Linked DNA regions of Homo sapiens: all the other regions are linked to region 4. Evidence: chromatin contacts called from ENCODE Hi-C or POLR2A ChIA-PET data. All regions are on one chromosome and are shown on one strand. Each heading gives the region's core, a stretch centred on a gene start or an enhancer-like site at or near the end of the contact. The rest is flanking DNA. Distances are from core to core; before and after follow the strand shown. Region 1 overlaps LOC105379172 (a long non-coding RNA gene). Region 2 overlaps RAPGEF6 (Rap guanine nucleotide exchange factor 6). Region 3 overlaps RAPGEF6 (Rap guanine nucleotide exchange factor 6). Region 4 overlaps CDC42SE2 (CDC42 small effector 2).

Region 1 (5,703 bases), core at 2,370-4,869, 210 kb before region 4:
CTCATGTCAAATTGTAATCCCCAGTGTTGGAGGGGCCTGGTGGGAGATCACAGGGGCAGATTTTCCCCTTGCTGTTCTTGTGGTGTTGAGTGAGTTATCACAAGATCTGCTTGTTTAAAAGTGCAAAGTACCCCTGCTTCTCTCTCTTCCTTCTTCTCCAGCCATGTAAGACATGCCTGCTTCCCCTTCCCCTTCTGTCATGATTGTGAGTTTCCTGAGGCCTCCCCAGGCATGCTTCCTGTACAGCTTGCAGAGCTGTGGTCAATTAAACCTTTTTTCTTAAAAATTACTCAGTTTCAGCCATTTCTTTATAGCAGTGCGAGAACAGACTAATACAGAAAATTGTTACTGGGAGTGAGGCATTGCTATAAAGATAACTGAAAATGTGGAAGCAGCTTTGGAACTGGGTAATGGGCAGAGGTTGGAACAGTTTGGAGAGCTCAGAAGAAGACAGGAAGATGAGGGAAAGTTTGGAACTTCCTAGAGACTTGCTAAATTGTTGTGACCAAAAGTGCTGATAGTGATATGGACAATGAAGTCCAGGCTGAGGGGGTCTCAGATGAAGATGAGGAACTTATTGGGAACTGGAGCAAAAGTCACTTTTGTTATGCATTAGCAAAGAGACTGGCAGCATTGTACCCTACCCTAGGGATCCATGGAATATTGAACTTGAGAGTGATGATTGAAGGTATCTGGCAAAAGAAATTTCTAAGCAGCAAAGCATTCAGGAAGTAGCCTGGCTGCTTCTAACAGCATTTGGTCATATGCATGAGCAAAGAGATGATCTGAAACTAGAACTAATATTTAAAAGAAAAACATAGCATAAAAGTTTAGAAAATTTGCAGCCTGACCATGTGGTAGAAAAGAAAAACCCACCTTCTGGAGAAAAATTCAAGCCAGCTGCAAAAATTTGCATAAAGAGGAGCTGAATGTTAATAGCCAAGACACTGGGGAAAATGCCTCAAAGGTATTTCAGAGACCTTCCTGGCAGCCCCTACCATCACAGGCCCAGAGGCCTAGGAGGGAAGAATGGTTTTGTGGACTGAGTCCAGGGCCCTGCTGCCCTGAGTTAGGGTCCTAACCTCAGGACACTGCTCCCTGCATCCCAGTTGCTCCAGCTCCAGCTATGGCTAAAAGGGTCCCAAATATGTCTCAGGCCACTGTTCCAGAGGATGCAAACTATCAGCTTTGGCTGCTTCCACATGGTGTTAAACCTGCAGGTGTGCAGAGGGCAAGAGTTGAGGTTTGTGAGCCTCCACCTAGATTTCAGAGGATGTATGGAAATGCATGTCCAGGCAGAAGTCTGCTGCAGGAGCAAAGCTCTCATGGAGAACCTCTACTAGGGCAATGTGCAGGGGAAATGTGTGGTTGGAGACCCCACTCAGAGTCCCCACTGGAGCACTGCCTAGTGGAACTGCAAGAAGAGGGTCACCGTCCTCCAGACCCCAGAATTGTAGATCCGTGAGAAGCTTTCTCTGTGCACCTGGAAAAGCTACAGGGACTCAACACCAGCCATGATTGTGAGTTTCCTGGGGCTTCCCAAGCCATGCTTCCTTTATAGTCTGTGAAGCTGTGAGTCAATTAAACCCCTTTTCTTATAAGTAAACTGGTTTCTGGTATTTCTTTACAGCAGTATGAAAACAAACTAATACAGGGACCTCCCCCATTAGGGTGAAATGGCCAGGACTTTATTCCCCCACCTCAGTCAGTCACCAGACACAGGCTGGCTTGGAAAAGATATGACCTTCGACAATGCAGTTCACTGCAGCTCAAGCAAATCCCAAAGAAGCTGACAGCTGGAGGTTTCTGTTGACTGCACTCCACCAGCTAGAAAGCAAATCCTTCCTGAAAGGTAGATTTTGGCAATGTATATCCATGTCCACCACCACAAGTATTAATTTTTTAAATTTTATTAAAAAATGAAAAGCCTGAGACAAATACTAAACTACACTGGATGCAAGACAGCATATTGAAATTGTGAATCTTCCAGAAAAACTTGGACATGTGGTCACCATAGTTCTAAATAAACCAATTTCTGGTTCTAGGTCCTCTACCCTGTCCCTCACCATGCAGAAGAAGCTGGACTTATGCAAACATGCTTTATATCCTTTCCAGCCTTGCCAGATATATGGGAGGACACCTGACCCAAAAGAATGTTAAACCAAAAATTGCCAACAAAATACAATGTGTCCTGGGAGTCCTGGGACAAGAATTGAGATCAGCTCATCAATTTCTCTTCCTCAGGAATTTTAACCAAGGAAATAACAAAGGAAAGGTGAGGTCAACAAAATGAAGCAGAAGTGAGATGATCTAATGTAGAAATTGAGCAAGAAAACCACGACAGACCATGTTCAAACAGAAATTACGAGGGAAACAAAACTATGAGTAAGCAGAAGTTAGGAGGAAGATTTAAAAAATTAGAGCAGAGGATCAAGGAGATATTTCTTATCAAAATAGAAGCAGATGGGCAAAGGCTAAATGAGTCAAATTAAGGGCAGGACACTCCTATTGCTTTGACTGTAGACCCAACTTCCCATTCCTGTTCTTCCAGAGGCCCAGCTGCTTATTTCTAAGTGTGCATGAATCTTTCACCTCCAAGTATATTGATTCCCTCATCAAAAAGGTTACAAACTAGTGCTTCCCAAGCTTCTGTTGCAAAGTAATTCTCTGGCATTTGCATTAAAACCAAAGATCTCTGTTCAACCTCTCCATTTTTATTTAGAATAAATTTATGGTGTCATGAGGAAGTTTCATCTTGCTAATATTGCCAAATTCTATACTCTTATTTCTCATTCCCAAAACAGAAAATAACTCCAACTCTTTCAAAAGAGCTCATTTAGTGGCAATTCTTCCTATTTCATCTGTTACGGCTAGTGAGTTCTGCGCTTACTGAAGCATCTCCTGACCCTAGAGACAATTGCAACCATGGCAAGAATACCAACAATGTTATGCTAGATCCCACGGCAAAAGGGTAACAAAATTGGATTTTATGACTCTTTATCATTGAATCACCCTCAACAACACCAATTCTGGGAAGTTCTGATAATACATTTCTGACTGCCTGACCTCATAATGTACAATAGATTCCCTTTCTAGTAAAAGGACCCAGCACCAGATTTCCCTATTTGAATTATATTTCTACACTGTCCTTACAAAAATATCATTCTCGGCCGGGCGCGGTGGCTCACATCTGTAATCCCAGCACTTTGGGAGGCCGAGGTGAGCAAATCATGAGGTCAGGAGATCGAGACTATCCTGGCTAACATGGTGAAATCCCGTCTTTACTAAAAATACAAAAAAAATTAGCCAGGCGTGGTGGTGGGCGTGACTCGGGAGGCTGAGACAGGAGAATGGCGTGAACCCAGGAGGCAGAGCTTGCAGTGAGCCGAGATCGCGCCACTGCACTCCAGCCTGGGCAACTGAGCAAGACTCCATCTCAAAAAAAAAAAAAAAAAAATATATATATATATATATATATATATATTCTCAACTATTTCAGGTCTAAGGAGCCATCTACTGTTTTAAGAACAAACTGCAATTAATGATCATTTCTCAAACCATAAAAGGCCCAATCAACTAAATTACATTCTCTCTCTCTCTGTCTCTCTTTCTCTGTCTTCCCCTTCCTTGGCCCCCTGCCTTGTTGTGGTGGTAGTGGTGATGGTGATAATAATGGCTCTTTGTTCTCAAGAAATTATGCTGTGCCAAATTCAAGACAGTGTTTTTATTGTGGTTGTGTACATACGAAAAATGCCTTATAGTTGTTTATTGAATTTTGAATTTTTTATACACAAGAGTCATTCCCTGTTGGAAATGAGAAGCAAGTTTTCTCTTTGTTGCTTTTAACTGAAGAATATATTATAAGCTCTTTCTCTAGATACATTCTGAAACTGTAAAAAACACTTTCAAAATAAAGGTCAGCCATGTCGTCTGTGCAATGTTAATTGCTAAGTGCTGAACTAGCACTGTAGTCAGTCTTTGAAGTGGAGCCTGGCTGGGTTGACAGCCTAGGGTGGCTGCCCCATGCTTTCAGAGCAACACAGGATGTTGCTTGGTCTCTTCAGAAAGAGGCTGCCAGGAAATGAAGTTTCACATGAGAAACTTGCTGCTCTAATGCATTTCAGGCTATTCTTTTCCATTTGAAAGCCTAGGTGCAATGAGTGAAGAAATCTTTTCTTAAAAACTCCAAATAGGTCTTGAAGTACATGCATGTTCACTGAGGTAGTGATTTCCTCTCCTTCTAGTATCTTGTGCCCATATACAAGAAAAAGAATATGTGTAGTTAGTAAATTTTTAAAAATCATCTCATGTTTATTCCTGATGGAAGATTGAAAAAGCTAAGGAAAGAAGAGATGCCTTGGGCTCATGTTAAATGCACTCTGGAAGAACAAAATGTAAAACCACTGATTTTCAATTAAAAGATAATGATTCCAGTGGGTGGTTGCAGTTAAGATGAAGTAAGATGCACCCTGCCTCATTCAATGAAGCAACTAAAAACCCTGCACAGAAGGCAGGGAGCAGTTATCTAGGGACTCTAAAAAGTAAATAATAGCAGACTGGTTTGAGAGACAAAACAGAACTCAATGTAAGATCAATCCACTGGTGAGTTTTGTCCTCCTCTCCCGCTATTTTCTGGCCTTAGATTCAAAAGCATCCCAAAACCCAGAACTCCACAGTAGGTGCAAATAGAAAGAGCTGCAAGAGAAGTCCTCTCATTCTGGTCCAAAAAGCAGAAAAGGGAGCCTTTAAGGATCAGAGTGAAGAAAATCCCTTGGGGTGTTCTTTTCTGTTCTCTCTTATTGCTGCCCCCAGGCAATCCCCTGGAGCAACAGACATAGAGGCAGTGGCAGCTGTGCAAGCACCTGAAACTCTAAGGGAAGAGAGCTCTTCTCTCTGGCCAGGACTTGGGTCCCAAAAGCATGGGGGAAATATATGTTGCTTTTTTTTTTTCCCCCATCTTCCCATGCCTTGGCTGTGGAAGCAGAGACAGTCACAAGAAGTGAACATAGGAGCAGAAAAACTACATAATTTTCCCAGCCACAACCCTACACTACTTACGCCTGTAATTTCAGGACTTTGGGAGGCCAAGGCTGGTGGATCACCTGAGGTCAATAGTTGGAGACCAGCCTGGCCAACATGGTGAAACCCCGTCTCTACTAAAAATACAAAAATTGGTCAGGTGTGGTGGCGTGCACCTGTAATCCCAGCTACTTGGGGAGGTTAAGGCAAGAGAATCACTTGAATCCAGGAAGTGGAGGTTGCAGTGAGCCGAGATCACGCCACTACACTCCAGCCTGGGCAACAGAGTGAGACGCGAAAGAAAGAGAGAGAACAGATTATTGGCGAACATGTATGCAACTCCGCCATGTAACTATGTTAACTAATTTTAATGTACTTGATTTAACAGTTTCTAGGGGGAGTGATTATAGATTTGTCCTCTGAGTAATTCTTCTATATTTTTGCCTTATGTATTTTTTTTTTTTTTTTTTGAGACAGAATCTCGCTTTGTCGCCCAGGCTGGAGTGCAGTGGCGCAATCTCAGCTCACTGCAAGCTCCGCCTCCCGGGTTCATGCCGTTCTCCTGCCTCAGCCTCCCGAGTAGCTGGGACTACAGGCGCCCGCCACTACGCCCGGCTAATTTTTTTTTTGTATTTTTAGTACAGATGGCGTTTCACCGTGTTAGCCAGGATGGTCTCGATCTCC
Region 2 (5,726 bases), core at 1,824-4,323, 250 kb after region 4:
TGCTTGCAAAATTTGCTATTTATCAAATAACTGTTCTGAAAGATATAACCTTCAGGATCACTCTAAATTAACATTAAGAATATACAAACTAGTACTAAGATTTGTAGGTAGATAGTAAATTTAAATGGAAACAATAGAATTTCATTTTGCAAAGGGAAGCTGGAAAAAAATCAGATGTACACCAATAGTTGCAGCATGCACCTACTTCTTTGAGAAAGAATAATCTACACAACATGGTACTTTCCTGTAGCCCAATGCTGAATTCCTAGAAAAAGACAAGAAGCCAGCAAAACTCACTCAGAAGAAATCAAAGAAAAGGATTAAACCTGCTTCCAGAGTGAGTGTGGACTAAAAAAAATTGCCCCATTTTTCTATAGAAATTACAGAAAAAGATTTTAATTTTGCCACACCCTCTTCCATCTGAAACACAATACCACTAGTACCCATCCTTGTTCTTCATGCTTCTGCTACAAGGCATTAGATACTCCAACTAAGCTTGCAATGGTTGCTCCTAGTGGCCAAAGAAAGACAGTTCCCAATAGTAAAATATAGTTAGTTATACCTCCAGGCGGCAAAATTATGAGAAAAACAATCACTGAACAAATCAAAGCAATATAATTATTTTGCTTTATTTACCTAACACTTTTATTTTGGGGAAAATGGGGTGTGCAACATAAGAGGAGATGTTACCTGGGAGACAGGTCTTTTAACAAAGGACTCCACTGACTGCAGAAGAAACATCTTGTTGTTAAGCACAAAAAAAATAAGTTCTTCAATATCTTTGAGAAAAGTCTGAGTCACTTTCTGAACAACACTATGCTGCCAATCTGAATTACACTGCTACTTATAAAACTAGAATTTAAGTTAAACTAAGTATAATTTTGAACAAAGACAAGTTATGCTTTCAAAATATGTAATTATTTAGATTTTCATAAAGCTTTTAAGAATGTTTTTCTGCCAAAATTCCAAAAGACACAATACCAAAATACACAATACCCGCATTTAAATATAAAATTAAATCTCACAAATGCAAACAAGCATGACTAGTTTTCTAAACATAAAACATGCAATATTTATACAGGTTGGTTTTCAAGCACCAATGTGTTTTTTTTTTTTTCAGTTTAATTTAAATCAATCATACGTGAGTTGGAATTCCACTTGATACTTAATATTGTACATTAATTAAAATCTAATGTTAATCATTCTTTAAAACAGAAAAATGATAGTAGGTACTTTGTATGTACATGAAGACAAACTTTCACTTAAGATAAAATTTCTAAAAGATGAGTATTTTACACATAAATATCAGTAGCAAGATTCAAGAATACCAAGAATTTCAACACCAGACAGTAATTATATTCATGTATAGTACCAACAGAATATATTATAGCCGAATCAAAAAGCAAAATTTTAATGCACACCTTTCCCCCTTTTTATAAATCATGCTGATCAACACACAAAGAAGGACCTCAAGCTGGGCAAGGGAGACAGCCATCTCTTAGCTGCTTTAAAAAACTGCTGCCCAGTGTGAGAAATGCAATCCACTAGTGCCATATGTTAGACCTACTGTAGTAAACACCAACTCAGTAAAGGAACAAAATTCTCTTTTCCTTTAGTTTGGCTTGTAAGTGAAGATGACATCATCCTTTTCCTTTTCTACCAATCATCTCATAGTATCTTCGATTCCAGGGAACTGTATAGTGAACCTATCATGCTAAATCTCCCTGTGTAACAATACTAAGAAAAGAAACAGGCCAAATTCCATACTCAACACGGGGATCCACCAGCATTCTGAGGAAATAATGACTTCACCTTTTAACTACTGAATGAAGAAATAAACATCCTTTGAAGAGAATAGTAATTTATCAAATAACTAAAATAAATGACTAGGTGAATAACCTATTTTTCCCTTGCATCACTTTTAGAATTTTATCACGATCTCATCTCATTATCTTATCAATTCAAATGAATTAAGTGCAGCAAAGGAGAATGTCCTGATCTACCTATTGTCTAGGAATCACTACAGGACAGCCACTTATGAACACGTTTCCCCTGCATATGAAATGCCATGATGCTAACCCTTATTAATGAAATCTTTAGCTTTAGAAAGGTCTTTTGCACTACTATAAAATAGAGCAATGTATGTTGACTTTGCAAAGATTCAAATCATGACAAAATACTTTTATAAAAGTGTAAATGCCATGTAGTTATTAAAATTTATGTTAACTGTGTATATTATTTATAAACAAAAATACAAACTGAAATACTTAAAATCATATTGTTTAGAAAGCCAAAGATAAGGTTCTGATAGTTACTAAACTAACTGTAAACACATCTTTTATGTTAATATGTGACAACACTGAAAAGAAGGACAGAGAAAGGTTACCATAGATGAAGGTAAGCCATAAGAGGATAAACATTCTAGGCATTATGAAAAACAAACAAAACTAATGATAACAAAAACTGGATTTATACTAACCCAGGCATTTTATTTACTTATTATATTTTTAAATGGAATTTATTCCCAATCTGCAATGAAATATTATAATCATAATTTAGAGAAGTCAAACGCCAAAGAAGTTAAAGAACAAAAGAAAAATTCTGTAGTTTTACAAAATAAAGAGGATATTCATTTCTGTATTTTAGTTATATTTGGTTTTTGAAATATAAACTTAAATTGTACTGATTTACATAGTGAAAACACTTTAAGTCTTTTGGAAAATAAATGAATAAATGACTGAAATGATCATAGGTAACATACAAGCCCTTTCAAAGGATCATAACAATCTTTTCCACCCGTTTTCCCCCATGTTTAACATGAACATCTGAAATGCATCTTTGCAGTTATCAGACACAGTTAACTCTAATTACTGGTGCCCCTTAGGACTTCTGCTTTCAAACTGCATACCTATTCCTCAGCCTTCATGAAGGAGGGGAGGCAAGAGTACCAACGCTCTTTTATTCTCTTGTAAGAAACAGTGTGCTTCAGCATACTGTCATATATATCCACTAACTGATCACCCCCATTTTTGTTGAAAATCTGTCACAGCCACCAGCTGGACACACATGCACTATGAAATATGATCCACCCTTAGGGAGTAATAGAGGAAGAAAAACCAAGAAGGAGAGAGAAACCGTCATCATCAACCAAGGTGATGTAAGCTTCTATAATTAGAATCAGTGAAATTGAAAGAACAATAAAAGGCACCACTATGCTTCTGCTTTCCGTCTACACTGCGTATCAAGCATCTTCATACCTGCACAAAAGGATACATTTTGTATATAGTTACTCAAGTATATGCAAACCTAAAGTTTCAAACAGCGTATTAATTTTCTTCAAAAAGAGAGTAACATATATAAATGATAAAAAATGAACTCTCATTTAAAACTATCTGTGAATTCCTGGGTTCCTTTATATCCCTTGTTCATAAAGATGACCATTACGTCCCTTCTCTACTTTTAAATACTACATTTTCTAGCACTGTAAAAGCCACATACACAAGATAGCACACTTAATAAACACATACCAAATCAAACTAAAAGGTAATAACGTTAGGTCAGCATTAATTTGTTTGCTATGTCTGAGTAGTTGTTATTCCCCTTCCAACTGGAACACTGTCATAATCAGTCTTAGACCACTGGTATACATTAGTATCTGAGTTGCTTTAAACAATTATCAAAAGCTCCTTCTTTAGCAATTACTCCATAAAATATTTCAAGTATGATAAAAAGTCTTCCTAATTCTGGTTCCCTGGGCAAATCTGTCTGAATTAGTGTCACACCATTAAGGGAGGAAGAACTGCCCCAGACAACCAGAGGGGCATGCCCTGCTCTGGTCCTCTCAGTACTCAAGCATTTTATACATAGTGAATAATAAAGACAATTTTAAAATGCCTATTGAGAAGTTACCAATATTCATGTAGAAACTTAAAATAATTTTCATACCTTTAACCCAGTAATTTCTGTAACTCAATCCTAAGGAAATAATCAGTCATGTACAGATTTTTCCCTAAAAGTTGTTTGTAATAGGAGAAAAATTGGAAGCCACGTGAGAATACTTCGTTACACTCATACAGCATTATATTAATATTGAAAGTAATGTTTTGGAAAAAATTTAACTGCATGAGAAACACAAACACAAGGATACATAACTAAACATTCAGCATCATCTAAATTAATTAAAATATTTAAATTAATCAAAAGATATATACAGTCAGCCCTCTGTGTCCATGGGTTCTGTACCTGCAGATTGAAGAAACTGCAGACAGAAAATATTTTGGGAAAATCCCATTAAAAATAACAGTAGAGGCTGGGGGTGGTGGTGATTACATCTGTAATCCCAACAGTTTGGGAGGCCGAGGCAGGCTATTGCTGGAGCCCACGAGTTCAAGACCAACCTGAAAAACATGATGAAACTCCGTCTCTACAAAAAAAAACAAAGTTAGCTGGGTGTGGAGGCATGTGCCTATAATCCCAGCTACTCAGGAGGCTGAGGTGAGAGGATCCCTTGAGTTGGGAGGTCAAAGCTGCAATGAGCTGTGATCATTCCACTGCATTCTAGTCTAGTTGACAGCGAGACCGTCTCAAATAAAACCTAAAAAACCAAAAACAAAAAACCACTACAACAATAAAAAAAACTACAAATTTCAGTATAGCAACTATCTACACTGCATTTACACTGTATTAGGTATTATAAGTAATCTAGAAATGATTCAAAATACAGTCATGCATTGCTTAACAACTGGGGTACATTCTGAGGAATGTGTCATTAGGCAATTTCATCCTTGGGCAAACATCACTGAGTGTAGCTACAGAAACCTAGACGGTATAGCCTACTATACACCTAGGCTACATGGTACAGCCTATGGTTCCCAGGCTATGAACCTGCTCAGCATGTTACTCTACTGAATAATGCAGGCAACTGTAACACAATGGTAAGTATTTGTGTATCTAAACACAGAAAACGTACAGTAAAAACAGGCAGCAAAATCTGATGTCATTTATGTGGTCTGTCATTACGCAACACATGACTGTATATGGAAGGATGTGCATAGATTACACAAAAATACTACACCATTTTATAAAAGGGACTCGAACATCCTCGAATTTTAGTATCTGCAGGGGGTCCTGAAACCAAGCCCCCATGGATACTGAGGGACCATGGTACATTAAAAAAATTTTAAGTGACAGTAGCTATCTCCAGTTTTGAGGATGACAGCAAATTCATTTCCTTCTTCATACTCTTCTATATATTTTACATTTCTACAATAAGCATTTCTTCACAAAATTAAAACAAAATCTGCTCTAACTTGGCATTTGTCCTAGTTTTAGTTGTATCACTTCTATGCTTTTTGTCTATTTGTGGACTCAATACCTTCTAACTAGGTACAAAAACCTATCAAGAATTCCATATTATTTCCTAGAAGATAAAGGAGGAGTATTCTCCTAAAGGATGTTAGATACTCGTAAACAAAAACAGAAAGTCTTCTTTTGTTTTTAAGGTAGAAAGAATCACAAAGAATATACACCTGTTCAGAGTATTTGGGGCTGTAAATAAAGAGAGAAGAGAAGCAATATTGAAAAGCTGAAGATTCTTAGAGGTGGGGATCCAAACTTCTCAGTAGTAGTGTGATCAGCATTCACTGTCTTATATACAAATAAGATTATCAAAGATCCCATTTGCAAACTTCCTGAGTTTAGAAGTAACAAAAGTCTGTTTATTCATT
Region 3 (6,192 bases), core at 3,222-5,721, 210 kb after region 4:
AATTCCTAAGAGTGTCTTTTTTCCTAGTCCCCCATTTGGCTCACTTTGCTTATGGATATAGTTATGTTACCATATGAACATAATTTAATGATTACCATAACCTTCAGTAATCTGCAGCCACTTACATTTGAGAGTACTATGAGGTAGAAGTGCTGTCTTCTTCAAAACCTGCAAGGGTGCTAATTCATATATTGATCGTTCTGGAGTATTCTCAAGTTGCCAGCTTATACAGTTTCCTAATCCATGAAGGATAGGCAGGCCCATTCAAAGGAGGTCATGTTGATAGAGCTCAGTAGACCATGTTATTTCTGGCCATACTACACCAAATTTTCCATTAAAAGTAATAAATATATGACAAATACTTTTAAAAATAAACCATATGCAGATACTACCTCTAAAAAAAGGCTCAGAAAAATATTTCCTTAAACTGATCATGCTTTCTGGAAGATGAGAACAAAAGCAGCAGGCATAATACTTTTAAGAAGGCTTGAATATAAGTGGTTGGTTATTTCCTTACCTGATCACCACGTTTCAGTCCTGAATCAGCAGCTTTGCTACCAGGTTCTACTCCTTCAACAAAAATACCAAATCCCTTCTCACTCCCTCCATTAAGGCTGAATTGTAGAGGGGACTCGCGGGAAGCCTTTTGCAGCACAACCTGTCTCCACTTAGCCTTTGCAGCACAGGCAATATTCAATAACCGGAGATGACCATTCATCTTCTGTTAAGCAGAAAAGGATAAATGTATATAAATGTATCTATTCCTATAGGTTTTTAAAAAGTCAACGAAAATTATTAGAATTAGAGTTATAAATATACATGTATAAGCTGAGGTAAACAAAATTGAAGAAGGGGGCACTCCCACGCCAAAGCACTCTCAACAAGATTTCTAAATATGATTATAAGACTTTTAAATTATCATAGGTAGATTTCCAAGTGATGTCTCATTTACAGAGACATGACAAAAAATTACCTATCATTTATTTATTTATTTATTTATTTATTTATTTATTTTTTTGAGACGGAGCCTCGCTCTGTCGCCCAGGCTGGAGCACAGTGGCGCGATCTCGACTCACTGCAGGCTCCACCTCCCGGGTTCATGCCATTCTCCTGCCTCAGCCTCCCGAGTAGCTGGGACTACAGGCGCCCGCCACCATGCCCGGCTAATTTTTTGTATTTTTGGTAGAGACAGGGTTTCACCATGTTAGCCACGATGGTCTTGATCTCTTGACCTCGTGATCCGCCTGTCTCGGCCTCCCAAAGTGCTGGGATTACAGGCATGAGCCACCGCGCCCGACCTACTTATCATTTCTTAAACTTTTCCTAATACACACTCTACTCCCACCTTGCTTATCTCCTGGCTGTTATATAAAACCAGAATCTTTTAAAACCTTTATTCAAAACCTTGAACAACTTGAACCACCTTTTTAAATATTGTCCAATGTTCAAAGAAACATTCAAGTTTTCATCTCGTCCAGAAAAGACTTCCTTCTTGTATTATTTTAGCTCTTCCTTAAACTCAGTAATAGTCTACCAGTTCTAATTCCAGTTTCAATTATCTCAAATAGTGTTAATATGTGCAAATCTCATGTCCATAACAAAAAGCTAAAGTTTTTTTTTTTTAAAGCAGACACCAAGTCTTACATCTGTTCTGATCCTACATTGATGTCTTTGAGTATAAAGTAGAATGCAATGAATACCTGATGGCTAACTGATTACTGGAAAAAAAAATCCCATGACTTTTTTTCCCACATTCTGATGTCCCTTGAATATTTACAAAGCCAACACAGGATGACTCAAATGATAGTGGAGTACCTCTATAACCTTTTAATCAAGTTCCCAGTGTTGTTCACTCTCCCCATTTTGTATAGAGCACATGTGCTGCCGAGAAGTCAATAGGAACCAAGGGGTAATGAAAGGGACCAAATTTGCCAATTTTTCCCACTTCATTCAACTCAATCCACTTATGCTCTGTAAGTAATTAATTACAGCTCTTGAGCATTTGCTATGTCACAGGTTTTGTGTACAGACTGTTATGCCTCTCAGCTCATTATAATCCTTACAACAATCTCAATGAACTAGGAACTACTATCTTTACAAATAACACAACTAAGGCATAAGATCAGGCAATGTCTGAGTTTACAAATCTAGCAAATGGTGGAGCTTGAGCTGTACTCCTAAAACACTATGCTGCATTACTACTTATTTCCTAAAATTTCAAGTTGCTTGAAGGAGGCAACCAAGTCACAGCTCAAAGTTTTATATCTGACAGGGAGTTTAAAATGAATTCACGAACAGCTACTGTGGACTTGGAGGGAATTATCTTAGGTGCTGTACATTTAGAACAGATGAATCCTATATAGAAAGGAAACCTAGAAAGTCAATATAGATTTGATATTTAGGATATGCACTGATAGTGAAACAGAGTTTCAATAGGTGAGGAAAAGAAAATTCTAGCATGGTCTGGATGCAGAACTGGAAAATAAAATAGTCTGATTTGGCTATAATCTAGGGTACACAGGAAAAAGGGCAAAAAGGTAGGCAAGGGACCTGAATATATGGGTGAGGAACTGCTTTGGTAGGAAGTATAGATTACTGACAAAGAAAATAATAGTCATCACATGTGTGTTTTAAAAGCAATCTTTTGGCCACACAGAATGAACTAGAAGAGAAACTAGAACTAGGGTCAGTGAGCAGATTATAATAGATCAGATATATTAAGTCCTAAACTAGGGAGTAAAAAAGAAATGGCTGAGAGAGACCATAAGAAAATATGTGAACATACATGTGTATGACTAAATCAGTGACCTAGGTGACTTTAGCAACTGACTGGAAATCCTGGCCAGGGAATTCAAGAAAAAGAGACTGAGGGTACACATATAACACCAGGTTTATAAGCCTGAGTAACTAAGAGATAAGAATGTCAATACAGAAATGGAAGATTTGGGCCAGGCGCCGTGGCTCAGACGCCTGTAATCTCAGCACTCTGGAAGGCCGAGGCGGGCGGATCACGAGGTCAGGAGTTTGAGACCAGCCTGGGCAATCTGGTGAAACCCTGTCTCTGCTAAAAATACAAAACCTAGCTGGGCGTGGTGGTGCGCGTCTGAAGTCCCATCTACTCAGGAGGTTGAGGTAGGAGAGAATTGCTTGAACCTGGAAAGCGGAGGTCGCAGTGAGCCAAGATTGCACCACTGCACTCCAGCCTGGGCGACAGCGAGACTCCGTCTCAAAAAAAAAACAAATAAATACAATAAATAAATAAATAAATATAAATAAAAAATAAATGGAAGAGTCAGGAAGGAGTGTAAATGTTGTTTTAATTGAGGTGGCAGAGAATAAATGAACAAAAGTCTAGAATACAGATTCGGAAGTTCTAAGAATGGACATTTAAGACACAGGAAAGAATGAAAGCTATTGCTGTTCTGAGTTTGCTAGTGTTGAGGGGGGACCACTACACTCTGAAGAATAGAAATTATTTTGAGCCTTACTGTATCTTCCAGATTTTTTTCAAATTCCTCTAGAAATCGAGTCATAGCAGGGTCACCTTCAAAATCATTAAAATGATTATTTACCCATAATAATACAATCCGTGTCACCTGTGGAAACATAAAAGAGGCAGCATATGGTTATAAGAGGCATTCCTTCTGCACAAGTGGATTCCAAAAGCATGTCTAAAACTCATGAAGAACTGACAACCCTCTTGTTCCCTCCCTTGTGTAAAAAAGGCTCATTCTAACAGAAAGGCATGGTTTAATTTGAGCTTTTGCTTCCCTGTGCACAGAAGTAACAGAGCCAGGACACTGTCCACTCAGTGAGAAGACACAAGCCTGTTTGTTAAGATAAAAGAAGTACACAGAATGTCTATTTCAGGTAGCACCTTAAAATGCAAACTTCATGTCATAAAGCAGGCAATCCTATCAATCAAAAATCCATACCGAAAGCGTTTCCATGGTCAAGAACATGTTTAACCAAAACGGTAACAAAAACAAATCTGAGTCTGGTGCAGTGGCTCACACCTGCAATGCCAGCAACTCAGGTGGCTGAAGCAAGGAGGATCCCTTGAGTCCAGGAGTTTGAGACCAGCCTGGGCATAGCAAAACCCTGTCTCTATAAAAATTAAAAAACAAAACAAAAACCCTTACAAATCTGAAACTTCTTTCATTATAAACACTGTAAATTTTCAAACTGCAGAATCGTTTACTTTGCTTCAGAAAAGTTAAAAATTAACGAATGTAAGCTGATTTGAATAACATGCCTAACAATGTAAGAAATGAGTCATTTTTTTTAAATCGTGGTAGAATCCACATAAAATTCATCATTTTAATGATTTTAAAGTTCATAATTTAGTACCTTAACAATACTGTGTAACCATCACCACTGTCTAGTTCTGAGTTCTGGAACATTTTCATCACTCCAAAAGTAAACCTCAAACTCATTAAGCTTTCACTTCCCATTCTGCCCTCTCTCCAGCCCCTGGCGGCCACTAGTCTGCTTTTCTGTCTATTTGTCTGTTCTGGCTATTCCACATAAATAGAATCATACAATACCTAGCCTTTTGTGATTGGCTTCTTTTACTTAGCTTAATGTTTTCAAGGTTCATCATGGTGTAGTAAGTATTAGTACTTCTTTTCTTCTTATGGCTGAATAATATTTTATTGTACGGCTATACCACATTTTGTTTATCCATGATGGGCATTTGGGTCATTTCTTCCTTTTGGCTATTGTCAATAGTGCTGCTACGAATATTTACGTCAAGTTTTCGTTTGCACACCTGTTTTTAATTCTCTGGGTATTTACCTAGGATTAGAATTGCTGGGCTATATGGTAACCCTATGTTTAACTTTTTGAAGAACTGCTCAAACTGTTTTTTCCACAGAGGTAATACCATTTTACATTCCCACCATCAATGTGTGTAGGGTGGGGGTGGGGAGGAGGGTTCAATGTCTCCATACCGTTGGCAATGTTTGTTACTTTTTCTTTTTTCCCCCTTTTTAAAAGCCATCCTAGTGGGTGTAAAGTGGTATCTCATTGAGGTTATGACTGCATATCTCTATGATTAATGATGCTGAACATCTTTGTCATGTGCCTGTTGGCCATTTACATATCTTCTTTGGAGAAATGTCTATACAAGTCCTTGGTCCATGTTTAAACTGTGCTGTCTTTTCGTTGTTGAGTTGTAAAAGTTCTTTATGTATTTTGGATATTAAACCTTTATCAGATATATAATTTTCTCTTATTCTGTGCATTGTCTTAACTTTCTGGACAGTGTCCTTTGATGCAAAAATAATTTTAATTTTGATGAGGTCCAATTATCTCTTTTTTCTTTTGTTGCTTGTGCTTGGGTATCATATTTTCATATTTGAGAAACCAACGCCAAATCCAAGGCCATGATAATCTACCCCTATCTTTAAGGCATTATAGTTTTAGCTCTTCTGTCTCTGACCCATTTTGGGTACATTTTTGTTTATAGTATAAGGTGGTAATCCATTTTCATTCTTTTGCATATGGATAATTATCACTAAATCATATTCTTGTTCATTTCCAAAGCATGCCTTTATTTTCTTGGCAACCAAGGTAAATATATTTAATTCTAAGAAAAAGGGTGAGAGGTGTGCAAGCCTGTAGTTTTAGATGTTAGTCTCCTAAATAAAAGAATTCTGCAGTTTACCTGCAACTAGTTTATTTCCTTTAAAATATAACTCAAAAAGACACACCAGACAATTATGATCCTACTTTTATTTTCTTGAAACAACTTATTTCTTACCAATTTGTGGAAGTATTACTAGTCTTTCCATTAAATGTGCAAACATATCCCATGAAATAAGCTAATTTATTTAAAATAGTGAACAACATTTAATACAAAAAAATACTCAAAAGGTAGATTTAAATAAGTCACAGGAGAGACATATTAAGGTTTGATAAATTGTTTTCAAATGATTGTGAAGTCTGTAACTCAAGAAAATAAAAATATTCCCATTTTGAAGCTTAAAAGCAATCTGCCCTCTTAAAAAAATGTATTTGATGAATATTCTTTCTAAAATATTAAATCCGTTTTAAAATGTTTTATTGATCTCCAGAAACAATCAAGTATTTCAGTAAAATTCTAAAATACTCTCATGTAACTATTATGTTTCCTGAACCTATAGCTATACCAGAGCTTTATTTCAGTTTTTGCCTTTTAAGGCTCTCGTC
Region 4 (6,271 bases), core at 3,695-6,194:
GAGACTTGCTCTGTCACCCAGGTGGGAATGTAGTGGTGCAATTTTGGTTCACTGCAATCTCTGCCTCCTGGCTTCAAGCAATTCTCCTGCTTCAGCCTCCCTAGTAGCTGGGATTACAGGCATGCACCATCATGCCCAGCTAATTTTTTTATTTTTTTTTGTATTTTTAGTAGAGGTGGGGTTTCACCATGTTGGCCAGGCTGGTCTTGAACTCCTGACCTCAGATGATCCGCCCACCTCGGCCTCCCAAACTGCTGGGATTACAGGCGTGAGCCACCGCACTTGGCGACCATTATAATTTTTAAAAAGCCTGTTTACATACCAAATAAAATCATCATGTTGGATGACACACTAGAAGTGTTTCTTTACAATTTTGAAATAATCTATTTTATAGACTAGGTAGTTTTCATTAGAATTTGACATTGACCTAGTTGAATTCATATGTTAGCATTTCACACATAACCATCTTGGATTAATGAGATCCTTGTTTCTGAGCTGGTGTGTAGTCCTACCACTCAGTTTATTTCAGCTGTATTCATAGTTTGATGCCCGCCATCCTACTTTAACTTCATAATGTTCTGTTTAGATTATTAAGTAATCAAAGTGGTCATATTGAGAAAACTGAATACAATTAATAGGTGTGACCCCAGTCTCATAAGGGGTCATTAAAATAATGCATGACATTATGCCTTCATTTATTCCATTCAGTACATTTATCAAACTACTATGTGAAGTTGTTTCTCAACCCATTCAGAATAAGATATAAACTGTACTCACCCAGAAAATACAAACTCAACAGTCTGTACATAATTTGGCCCTAACAGCCTATTATCTCACCTTTGCTCACTACACTCTGGCCAAGTTAGTCTGTTCAGTTTCTCAAACATGCCATTCTTGGCCTTGGCTTAGAGCTTTTACACTGGTTGTTTCCTTTGTTTGAAATGGTGTTTTCCCAGATGTTTTTTAGCCTGGCCCTTTACCTTTCCAATCTCAGCTTAAATATCACCTCCTGCTTCCTCACCACTCAGTTAAAAATAGGTCCTCCCCATCACTGTTTTAATTTCTTCATGCCATTTGTGAGTCCTTGAAATTATGTGTTTTTTAAAATTAATTTTTATGACAGTAGGGACTTCCTTTGTCTTATTCCTTGCTGTCTACAATGCCCGAAACAATACTGGCACCAAAAGGTGTTCAGTAAAAAAAAGTGTTGAGAGGATAAAGCCAGGTACCAATTTCATCTATTCCCCCCACTTTTTTTTTGAAATGGAGTCTTGCTCTGTCTCCCAGGCTGGAGTTCAGTGGCATGATCAGGACTCACTGCAGCCTTTGGTCCTATCAATTCTTGTGCCTCAGCCACCCAAGTAGCTGGGATTCCAGGTGTGTGCCACCACGCTAGCCAATTTTTTATTTTTAGTAGAGATGGGGTTTCTCCTTGTTGGCTAGGCTAGTTGAGAATGTGATCCACATTTGGGAGATCCCGCCTGGGCCTCCCAAAGTGCTGGGATTACAGATGTGTGCCACTGCGCCTGGCCTATTCTTCCTTGTGAGTGATTTTAGTGTATTAATAATTTAAAATGTCAAAAGCCTATTTCTCCTAACCTAGAAAAGAAACTGGATTATTCCGATAAAAGCCTGTTTTAGAAAAGGATGAGAAAATTTAGGAACTGTTGTGATGATTCTTAGATCAGAGTAGTTAAGTGGAGCCAGTGTTGTGCTGGAACTGGTTAGCTGATTGTGCCTCTCTCTCCAGCTCCATGTGTGACATCATGTTAGTAGCTTGAAACTGGCCATGGTGGGACATTTACAGCATGGCAGACTGCAGAAGCTACAAATCAGGGGCCCTTTTCTCAAAGAGGTGGTCAAATATTTATCAGCAGACCACTGGCAGTGGGACCATATGAAATTGTTGTTTTTATAGACAAAAAAAATGCTTGAATATTGGCAGTTCCTTTCCTTTCCTCTCCCCTCCCCTCCCCCCTCCCCTCCCCTCCCCCTCCCCTCCCCTCTCCTCTCCCCTCTCCTCTCTTCTCCCCTCCCTTCTTTTTTTTTTTTAAAGACAGAGTCTGTTTGTTGCCCAGGCTAGAGTGCAGTGGCTTGGTCTTGGCTCACTGCAACCTCTGCCTCCTAGGTTCAAGTGATTCTCCTGCCTCAGCCTCCCGAGTAGGTGAGACTACAGGTGTGCACCACCACGCCCGACTAATTTTTGTATTTTTAGTAGAAACAGGGTTTCATCATGTTGGCCAGACTGGTCTTGAACTCCCAACCTCAAGTGATGCGCATGCCTCGATCTCCCAAAGCTCTGGGATTACAGGCGTAAGCCACCACACCTGGTGAATATTGGCAATTTCTTATGGTTTAGTCTAGTAGAATTACTTATTTTGGTTTAAAGAAATTTCTTTATGGTGGTCAGTGGAGTTATATCAGTGCTTTTACCTTCTTTTTCAAAGTTATGTTCTCTTTACATCTGATGATTACTTCTAGATTCATTTATTGCATAAAATGTGCTATTTATATGTTTGTATATTGTTTAACTGTGTATCTAATAGTTCATTCCAAAGCAGGCACAAAAGATCTTCAGATCCTCTGACAGAGTGTTCTTGGTTTTACTGCTTATGCTAAATAAGATTATTGAAAGGCGTTACTTTTCTGGTCAAGAAAGCAGAACTGATTCAGTTTGTTATATAGCATTTTCTCAGCCCTCCCCCCCCCCCTTTCAGAATAATTTACATAAATACTCCTGAGTTCAATTTTTTTTAACTTTTTTTTCTGCTTTTACTTATTACCCTTTAAGTGCTTGCTTACTTTCTCTGATAATTTACTTTCTTCTACTCTGTGATTTCTTTTACAAATCAATGAAATGGTGTTGTCTTGTTTTCTCAAGTTTTTTCCTGTTACCTTTCCTGTGGTCACCTGGACATTCCAGTCCGTTTTCCACACTCTCCCTCTACCTTCTCCCCCAGTTCTTTAAAGAGACACAAAGTTACAGGCAGCATTTTCTGACTGGAGAAAAATTATTGTTTAAAAATTGAACTCTGAGACTGGGCACAGTGGTTGGCTCACGCTTGTAATCCCGGCACTTTGGGAGGCTGAGGTGGGCGATTGCTTGAGTACAGGAGTTCGAGATCAGCCCAGGCAACAGGGTGAAACCCTATCTCTATAAAAAATACAAAAATTAGCTGGGCATGAGTGTGTTTATGACCCCAGCTCCTTGGGGGCTGAGGTGGGAGGTTGCTTGAGCCTAGGATGTCAAGGCTTCAGTGAGCTGAGCTCACACCACTGCACTCCAGCCTGGATGACAGAGCAAGACCCTGTCTCAAAGAAAAATTGAACTTAGTTGGCTCGGGAGTTTATTGGCATTTTTTGAGCAACAGTTGCTTTGTTAATTCTGAATAACTGGATTTGAACTGGTGCTACTGAATTAAAATATGGGGTCTACATTTCTTACCCTTTAACTGAAATTATTCTCTTTTATGCACACACACAAACTGTATTTAATGTAGAACATCAGAAAGTATATACAAGCTAAGGAAAAAGTTTTAATCCTACCACCCTAAAATATAATAACTAGTCAGTGGTCATGTTTTGATGAACATCCTTCCAGATACCTCAATATGAATATATGTTTTTTCACAAAATCTTACATAGACTCTGACATTTCACTTTAACGAATATTATCATAAAAGTATTACTTTTTATTACTTCAGTTTGAAAGGGTCATATTGGAAAGTGAAAATTCTGTTTGACGAGGATAAAGCTGTAGGTAAAGTTGTGATTAAAAACAATGGTGTTTATAGAGAGTAGAATGTGGTAAGTCAACTGGAGAAAAGAATTACTTTCAGCAGTAATTTTTTTCTTAAGAGCCCTCTTACCATTGCACAATAGCCTGATTGTTTTATACTAGCTGATGAAAACCATTCAGGATTCTATGTACAGCAGAATTATTTTAATAATAGCCCTAGGGTAAAATATGAGCCTGTAGATAAGTTTATATTTTTTAGTCTGTCCAAGTCCGACTGATCCTTTAATAGTAAAATAATTTTGGAAGAAAACTGTGTTTTATTGAAGGCCTTCATCTATCTGTAGTATGACAATTTTATTAGATATTGCTACCCTTTTTATGTGTGAGAATGAGGAGTGAAATAGTTCTTGGAAAAATTTTAGCATGTAAGAATTCTTATGTTAATGTTTCCTTTGATTTTTGTTTTATGAATGTGAAAAATCCTTGTGGAAGAATTGCTCATATATATTGGTATATTGCATTCTTTGGAAATCACCAGTTCCAAATTTGTCAAGTGGTTGTTTGGGTCGTTAAATAGCAATTGTAAAAGCAAATCAAAGATCCTTTAAGGATTTTTCCTTGATCACAGTGATATCCATTACCTGGGGTAGAGTAGACCGCTGATGTCTTGCCTTCATTTTTATTGTTCTTAACCTCGTCCTTTCTGTGTTGTATCACTGCTTGCTCACAAGCTCCTCCAGTCTTTTTCTCTTCAGTAGCTTTTTCTCTTACCCCCTTGTGCTACTTCCTGAATGGTGTATATGTTGCTGAAAACATTTCTCATGTGGTAAAGAAGAGTAAAGAGCAATGTAGTTGATGTGGCCTTTTCTACTGAGAAATGATGCATTTGTGGTCTACAGAAGAGACTTGACAGCCCCTAAAGAAGTGTTTTTTATCTACATTACATGTTTGTGAGTGGATATGCAAGTGCCTCTGTTGGAAGGTAAAGTGAATCTTGAAACAAATTCTAGAAAAGTGTTTAGAATTATTCCATACATTTTGCTGTTGAAAAAATAGTATTTAAAGAAAGTTTCATCTCACAGTGAATTTTTAGCCTCCTCTTTTAAGATTTATTTTGTGAACAGTGACCTTGTTTTTGTAAACTCTACTCTGAAGAAGTTTAGAAATTAGTCACACAGTAAGTGGCAGAACAAGTATTCAAAGTCTTGCCTGATTTTCCATAGTCATTTAGCTTGGAAAGCATTGTAAAGTGGCAGAAAGAATATGGACTTTGAAATTTAGACACACCTCGATTTGATCTCTAACTTTGCTGCATATTTGCTGCGTGGCAAGTTCTTACCGTTGGTGATTTTCATTTTCCTTTTCAGTTAAGTGAGAGTAATACATTTGTTAGGATTAAATGAAGTAATGCACATAAAGCATTTGGCTTGTAGAATAAGATGTTAATAAATGTTTAATTTCCTTTCAACAATACCATATCGTTTTAAAATGTCTTGGGAGCCACTTGGACATTTCACTTGAAAGTTAAGTGCCATCAGGAAACTAGAAACATGTATAACCCAGGTAGTGATCTTTCAGGGAAATTTTAATTTCCCTGTCTAAGGAGGAGAGTAGTTTTTCGGACTGTTTTAAAAATATGTGACTTAAAGGAAAGTTTTAAGGTTAAAAGCTGAAATAGAACTGAGTTAGGATGAGTTAATTATTGCTGACCAAAATTGTAAGAAAGTCCATTTCTACATTTCCTGAGAAATCGAAACATTTGTGTTATATACATAGAGAAGTCACTTTTAAAGGCTAAGAACTGACCATTTGAAAAGTTTATGATTAAGATATGGGGAGAAAGTGTTCATTTTTAAAGTAATAAACAATAGCAAGTTTCTCTTATCAGATTTAAGGTTTAAGGAATGGTGCTTGTTCAGACCTGAGTACAGTGATGACACAGGTACTAAATATGTTGTTGGAGGTAGTATAAATCTGGAACCTGTTTCAAAAGCGCTTTGGCATATTTGTGTGTATTTCCACTTCTGAGAGATTATTCTAAGGAAGTAACCTTTTTTTTTCTTCTTTGGGGGGAGAGGAGGTTATTTTCCTTCCTTAATGACACCCTAATTGAGATAATTCACATAAAAAATCACCTTTTTAAAATTATTATTATTGAGATGGAATCTTGCTCTGTCACCTAGGCTGGAGTGCAGTGGCGCGATCTCGGCTCACTGCAAGCTCCGCCTCCCGGGTTCATGCCATTCTCCTGCCTCAGCCTCCCGAGTAGCTGGGACTACAGGTGCCCGCCACCATGCCTGGCTAATGTTTTTGTATTTTTAGTAGAGACGGGGTTTCACCATATTAGCCAGGATGGTCTTGATCTCCTGACCTCGTGATGCGCCTGCCTTGGCCTCCCAAAGTCCTGGGATTACAAGTGTGAGCCACTGCACCTGGCCCTTTTTTTTTTTTTTTAAGATGGAGGTTCACTCTTGTTGCCCAGGCTGGAGTGCAGTGGTGCAGTCTCGGCTCACCGCAGCCTCCACCTCCCGG

Evidence for each region. A loop is a pair of places that touch in the nucleus more often than their neighbours do. ChIA-PET counts read pairs that join two places held with the same protein, here RNA polymerase II (POLR2A). Pooled maps may share reads with other maps.
Region 1: a loop to region 4 is called in a map with no recorded cell type, with 6 times the contacts of the local background. The contact joins two enhancer-like sites. A Hi-C loop is called at or near these places in 1 of 37 single-sample maps with no recorded cell type and 6 of 50 pooled maps. POLR2A ChIA-PET finds 5 or more read pairs at or near these places in 1 of 52 experiments (activated CD4-positive, alpha-beta T cell).
Region 2: a pooled map shows a loop between it and region 4 (3-fold over the local background). The contact joins two enhancer-like sites. A Hi-C loop is called at or near these places in 8 of 50 pooled maps. POLR2A ChIA-PET finds 5 or more read pairs at or near these places in 7 of 52 experiments (CD4-positive, alpha-beta memory T cell, HepG2, OCI-LY7 and 4 more).
Region 3: a loop to region 4 is called in a map with no recorded cell type, with 2.7 times the contacts of the local background. The contact joins two enhancer-like sites. A Hi-C loop is called at or near these places in 5 of 37 single-sample maps with no recorded cell type and 2 of 50 pooled maps. POLR2A ChIA-PET finds 5 or more read pairs at or near these places in 1 of 52 experiments (activated CD4-positive, alpha-beta T cell).

What each region holds. Positions count from the first base shown.
Region 1 is chr5:131,065,457-131,071,159 of GRCh38, forward strand. LOC105379172 (a long non-coding RNA gene) reads left to right here. Exons shown (of 5, transcript XR_007058928.1): 5 at 2,805-3,094. Among named protein-coding and RNA genes, the nearest start is that of HINT1, 97 kb to the right of the region's middle. Within about 2 kb of position 3,620, at least 6 of the 41 ENCODE cell types and tissues checked have a DNase peak (open chromatin) inside an H3K27ac peak, as active enhancers do.
Region 2 is chr5:131,533,503-131,539,228 of GRCh38, forward strand. All of the region lies in intron 6 of RAPGEF6 (Rap guanine nucleotide exchange factor 6), which reads right to left. Among named protein-coding and RNA genes, the nearest start is that of RAPGEF6, 99 kb to the right of the region's middle. RefSeq lists a silencer at 2,994-3,288 and an enhancer at 3,044-3,273. Within about 2 kb of position 3,074, at least 6 of the 41 ENCODE cell types and tissues checked have a DNase peak (open chromatin) inside an H3K27ac peak, as active enhancers do.
Region 3 is chr5:131,492,065-131,498,256 of GRCh38, forward strand. RAPGEF6 (Rap guanine nucleotide exchange factor 6) reads right to left here. Exons shown (of 28, transcript NM_016340.6): 13 at 3,489-3,596; 14 at 518-721. Among named protein-coding and RNA genes, the nearest start is that of RAPGEF6, 140 kb to the right of the region's middle. Within about 2 kb of position 4,472, at least 2 of the 41 ENCODE cell types and tissues checked have a DNase peak (open chromatin) inside an H3K27ac peak, as active enhancers do.
Region 4 is chr5:131,276,752-131,283,022 of GRCh38, forward strand. All of the region lies in intron 1 of CDC42SE2 (CDC42 small effector 2), which reads left to right. Among named protein-coding and RNA genes, the nearest start is that of CDC42SE2, 16 kb to the left of the region's middle. Within about 2 kb of position 4,945, at least 6 of the 41 ENCODE cell types and tissues checked have a DNase peak (open chromatin) inside an H3K27ac peak, as active enhancers do.